Linked DNA regions of Homo sapiens: region 1 is linked to region 2. Evidence: chromatin loops called from intact Hi-C (ENCODE). Cell type or tissue: endothelial cell of umbilical vein. All regions are shown on one strand. Links, peaks and the distances in the headings refer to the core of each region. The heading gives the core; the rest is flanking DNA.

Evidence for each region. A loop is a pair of places that touch in the nucleus more often than their neighbours do. Peaks named below come from ENCODE experiments on the same cell type or tissue, not always from the same donor. Only the 100,000 strongest peaks of a DNase experiment are listed, where the experiment ranks them.
Region 1: it touches region 2 in a loop (2.1-fold over the local background); 5 of 110 quality-filtered maps call a loop at or near these places.

The regions. Positions count from the first base shown.
Region 1 is chr6:150,766,157-150,769,073 of GRCh38, reverse strand. PLEKHG1 (pleckstrin homology and RhoGEF domain containing G1) reads right to left here. Exons shown (of 17, transcript NM_001029884.3): 4 at 336-436. Among named protein-coding and RNA genes, the nearest start is that of MTHFD1L, 98 kb to the left of the region's middle. In endothelial cell of umbilical vein, for the core only: no CTCF peak of the experiment used is centred there; DNase peaks (open chromatin) are centred at 1,253 and 2,383.
Region 2 is chr6:150,682,366-150,685,282 of GRCh38, reverse strand. All of the region lies in intron 2 of PLEKHG1 (pleckstrin homology and RhoGEF domain containing G1), which reads right to left. Among named protein-coding and RNA genes, the nearest start is that of PLEKHG1, 84 kb to the right of the region's middle. In endothelial cell of umbilical vein, for the core only: no CTCF peak of the experiment used is centred there; a DNase peak (open chromatin) is centred at 1,772; H3K27ac peaks cover 2,391 bases.

The sequences.
Region 1 (2,917 bases), core at 185-2,684, 84 kb before region 2:
AATTCAGTGTAGCTGGGGATCCTGGAGACTAAGCAAGTACATATTCTTGGATGTCATGTTCATGTCATATTGTGGAAGAAAAGATGTCATTGCCCCACCAGGGCAAATAGGTTTCTTCTCTGAGCCAGGAGGATGGAGAGAGAGAGAATATGGAATACATGTGAGACTCATAAGGAAATAAGGATACTTCCAAGCAGAAAGCTTCTTGGCACAACAGCCCACAAAAATATATGAAGCTGAGTCAGGGGTTACAGGTAAAGTTTCTTAGGCTGCATTCATTTGAGAAATTTTCATAATGCTCGTATGTGAGAACAATCTTTTGAATATTAACTTACCTATTGAAGTGGTAGATATCCTGTATGTTTCCAAAAAGGGCTGATCTTTCTTCGGTCCCCAGGGGAAGTTTTGTTTGGTCCCTGATGCAGTCAAGGTAATCCTGTGAGATCAATGAGAAGGATGCCTTAAACACTCCTGTCCTTTCCAAGTCATCTTTAATTATGCCCAGTGCATCTTTCATATCTGTTTCAAGTAATTATTTTACTAGTGTGCTCATTAACTCTGAGAGTACACAGTTGCTCTCTTATTACTGGCCCTAATACTCACCTATTTATAGAACGAAGAGTTTTAGGAAAGAGAAAGAGTGTGGTATACATTCTGTCTACTCCCTAAATATATTAGAGCTTCCCCAGATGGGGCTACAATGACCATAGTGCCAATAACGTCAGTTTTGGTATAACCACATCGTCTGCTTTTTCTTTGACTGATTTGTATGATTAAAACATACTCTAAAATTCATATAGTGAAAAACCAGAAATAAAAATTCTGAACTGACAGAATTTGTTTTAAACATAACCTTAAGTCACAAAACTATCTGTTGTTAAAACTATAGAACCAAATTCTTTTTCAAATACCAACTTATTTTTTTAAGTGAAAAAAATAAGCATATAACTTACTATGCTGTGTTAATTAGCCACAGAAAACTCTCAATTGATTTTGTATGTTTTAACATAGAAACAGCTCCCAAACAGATCTGCTGTGGATTGAGACCCATAGTGGGTTAAACTGACATAGCTTAGAAGTTATTTGAACTGTTGAGAAAGAGGAAAGCTGCTTTCTGCCCCTTGTGTGCTAAAGAGTTCATAACTGAGTGTTCCCCTTTCCCTAGCAAGACTTGAAAAAGGATTCTGTAGGAGGCAGGAAAACAATACAGAAAAAAGTGAAAACAGCTGAAATAACGTAAAATAAAAAGTAAATACAGTCCTTGCCCTAGGCTGAACAATGAAGTGTGGCTCCCTCCCAAACGTAACATGGCGATCTGCAGCATTTAGAGGAAGTAACCCTGTGAAAAGCCAAGCAGACCATGAAAATCCCAGCACCGCAGCCGCATTCCAATGTCCAACAGCAAACACTGTCGTGTTTAGATGCAGCTAGAGAAAGGAGAAGCTGAAATGTAAGATCCATTAGATAATTGTTTCTTACGCCTTTTATTAATCCACCTTCATTCTCTCATGTTCTTTAGGTTCCTCCAATGCAAAATAGGCAAGGCTTTCATCATTAACTTTCTCAAGTGGCACATTTCACAGTTTGCATCAAATTAGGTTTCGTTCTAGTGCTTTCATACTAAAATCATTGTCATGCATAAACCAATGTACATAAACCTTTTTTCAAAACAAGCTTTGTGGTAACAACTTTTCTTCTTAAGAAAGTAGTCACCTCGGTAAGAAACTAGATTCAAAAGATTTAAAAGTAGTTGGCATTAAAATCCCCAAATAGCTTGGCCTATTCTCCTTACTGTTATAAATGGAACAATCATAAGAGCTTGAGTACCTGCATAGGACAGACAGGCCCAAAAAAGGCCCAAAAAAGAAAAACAAATGGAGGCCAGAATTGAAAGAATGGTACATTTTGAACAACACATAAAACCTACACTCCCTCAAAATAAAGAAATATATTCATTGATATTTCTGTTAAATTACACATGGTCCAAAAGGATGGACTAATACTCAATGTGCAGTGAATGTCTGTATTTAATAGCAGCTTAAGACTTTGCTGGACATTTTGGAGGGCATATTGTACACAAAATTAAGAAGGTAAAACAGAAGGATGTGGATGGGCATGAGCCACACACAGCATGGCAGGATGAGGGGCGGGGCAGGGGTGGAGGGTGCAAGCCACATTCACCTGGCTGAATTCAGAGGCTCTGCAGTGGGGCTTAAAGAGAGAATGAACAATCCTTTCTCTCACTTCAAGAGCGAAGCTTGCTCATTTGCAGAAACCTGATACTAAATTCTTCATGTGAGAGAAAGGTTGAGTTAAGGGGCTTAAAGAATTTCATCTGGGGTTACAGACAAAGAACCATGGCCAGCATCCAACAACTGATGGCCCATCGCCAGCTCAAAGAGTTTCAAAAACCTCAGAGTCCATGGCAGAGAAACTAAATTTTAAAAGTTGCTTGTTTTCAGAAATTATTGAGAAAACAGATCGTGAGGAGTCCACATTTTTGTAGACCACTCTAGAAAACAGATCAAAGTTGTATGGTCATAACTTGTTCCCCCCCACTGATCATAAGTACATCTTTTAAATCTAATACTTTAACCCTAGACTAGCTCCTGAAAACTAAGGCAGCATGCCCTGCATTCACAGCTGTAATCATCTGTAGCCAAATGAGTGGTTTGAAGCTCAGTGATAATAACAGTTCATTCTGCGCCCGAAATGACAGTGTAAGGACACCAACGAAATTTATTAGAGCCTGTCATGCTGCTTATTAATTTTATTGGCTTGATGTCAGCACCTATGGTTACCCTGCTGTTAACAACTATGAAGGATCAATTTAAAACTTTTGCACTGAAAACAATTATTCTCCAAGAGGATCAAAGAATTTACCCTAGTTTGGTGAGGGAAGGAGCAGAGAGTACAC
Region 2 (2,917 bases), core at 240-2,739:
AGAGTCAATAAAACAGGCTGAAGCTGTCTTCTGCTGGGGCCACGCCCTGTGGGAGTGGGGTGGCATCAGGGAAGAGAGCAGGGGAGCCCAGTGCTCAAGTGTGGGGTTTGGTCCTGTCTTGGAAGAGGGGGTTAAGGAGAGATCTTGAAGAACGGCCCAGTGTCACTCATTGGAGACAGGATCAGGAGGTGGGAACACAGCTGTGCATTCACCTGGAACCATCTCTTTGGAACTTCGTGTTCCACTGCAGGAAACTGCAAGGGCTGAGAATTAGGAGTGGTAGGGAGTTGAAGAGAGCCTCTATCAAGAGAAGCAGAAGCAACTTTGACCCCATCCTTAGGGTGAAGTGGCAGAGAAAACGCAGCGATGCTGAAAGCACACACGTGCTTCCTTAACCGGACCTGCTGCGGGTGAACCACGCCTTTCCCGGAGATGCAAAGGGAAGCAGCTCAACAGCAAGCCCATGAAGTCATTTCCCCCCATCCCAAACCTGTCTTATTGTAAGATACACCCCAACCCCCCGCCATGAAAAGGGACACACTGAGAAAAGAAACACATCTAAAGGACTCGGTATGAAGGCTATTAAAAATCTACTAACACCCTCCTAGTGGTGCTCTTCTTGGAGGCCTCGATCATTACTGCTGCCACAGATCCAAAAATCCTCATCCCCCATGGGCCAATCAGAAGTCCAAGGGGAGACACAGGGTTGGCCAGAACCATTTCGGAAGCACAGCAAACTGCCCAAATTCAGACACTGAAACCCCTGCACAGCTGCTGCCATCAGCCACCAGACAGCATATGGAGGTATGTGAGAAAGTAGGCAGATGGAGCCAGTTGAAATTTCAAATACTAGTCCCCAAGCCGCACCTGGATTTCCCACGTAGGAGAACCTCCTTTGTGCATTCGTCATTCCCGAAACAGCCAATCACAGTACTTCTCGCACTTTGTTGCGATGATTTACTTGCTACAGTTTGTCTCACGCAACTATCTATCCCCAAGCCTCAGGGGGCACTTAATGGGATGGAGATTCCCAGGACTTGCTCTGAAATGGCTGTTCTATGAGGTCTAAGATAGTGCCAGGGAGCCTGCATTTTCTAACGCTTTCCACATTTGCTTACATTGTCAGCCTGGATCTAAGGATAATATGAAGATGCCAATTTACTAGCCTGAGGGCTTCTTGAAGTCATGGACCACAGCCTTCTTTGTGCCCAGCATAGCGTATGTACCCAGCACATAGACTGTTGGGTGAAGACAGTCCCAGAGGCCAGGGACATCTACCTGCGGTCTCCGCCCGAGGAGGCTGCCTGATACTTTTATCCTTCCATGAAACCCACTACTTGCCACTGCCCTTGCCACCACCCTGGCTGCAGGTGCCAAACCATAGGATCGCTCCATCTTACCTCCATCCCAGGCCCCTTCAATATTCCCATATTTCACTCGCCTGTGATGCTTTGGCCCAGAACACGATTTGTCCAGGCAGCAGTTTCCTGCCTCTTCCGCCCCACCAAGAATGGCTCCATCTTTCCTTCAGACGTCCTATGCCCTGGATACTAGCGCAGAGGGGTCCGTGTGTCAACTCAGGGTTCAAGTTGAACAGCATCATTGAACACTCTGTCATCCTTAGTTTGCCAGTTATAGCAGGTGGATGCACAGTGTCCAAGGTTTTCCCCAACAGGAAGCTAAGTGATGACCGTGACTGCTGTGGGAACAGCAGTGGTCAGGAAGAGGAAGAAGGGTAATGTCCTGTCTGGGAGGTCAGCGCCACCCTTCCACACACACACACGTGCTTCCTTCACCGGACCTGCTGCGGGTGAACCACACCTTCCCCCGAGATGCAAAGGGAAGCAGCTCAACAGTGAGCCCATGAAGTCATTTCCCTCCGGAACCTGTCTTATTGTAATATACACCCCCTCTCCTCTCAAGAAAAGGGACTCACTGAGAAAGGAAACACATCTAGAAAACCAGAATCATCCTGAAGGCTGTTTAAAGACCAGTGTGGCTCACAACAAACTTTCGTTCATGGGTGTTTGTTGCTAATGTCCTATCATGACGAGTTGACAACTATTCTCTAAATTTCATAAATATAAATACTGTCCCCATCTGCCCTCTACAGAGGATAAGGTTGACTCGGGCCATGTGTCTCTCTGGAGTCTCTTAGGGCCTAATGTGGTTCTGAGCACAAAGAACACATGCCAATTGAAGAAACGTGTGTCAAGCTGTGATGATGTAGTTGTCAACTGTTAAGATGCGCACGAAGCCATCAGCATTAAGTATGACATCCAACCCTGTAGCAAATACTTGACCTCCTACTATAACGTCAGGGAGGAGTCTTGGGGTAAGGGTGGGGCTGTGTGTGGCATGTTTCATCCTCACTCCTGCTGTTCTCTCATGTGGGTGGTGCTCCAGGAGCTCCTGGTCTCTCTTTAACCCGCATATGCCTCTCTTGGGGGCAGGACTCAGGAATTAGACTGGCATGCATAGGAAGGGAAAACTGGGCAGGCATGATCTGGCTGCACTCTTGCTTTCAGGGCACAGAGCTGCCCACTGGTAGCACCTGCTTTGCCTCCCTCCTGCAGGTGCAAGGTCTGCTCCCGTGTGTGAAGGGCTGCTCAGGTCAGCCTGCCATCTAGGAAGTTTCCGATTCTGAGTTCGGTATTAGGATGGCTGCACACCCAGACATGAGACACAATCTCCGATGTCAGCTTATCAGCAATAAAGGTGAGAGTTTAGTCTCCCTCTGCCTTCCTGCTTGGTTTCAAATTCTCAAACTGGGCAGAACCTGGCCGGGTGGAAAGGGTCTTCACTGCCCTTTCCCCAAGCCTCCATGTCTGGTGGACTGGCTCAGGGACATGCACTTGAGGAACAAAATGACCCCCGGAGATGGTGGCTTCTGACAGATGCGGCACTGTGGGTGTGG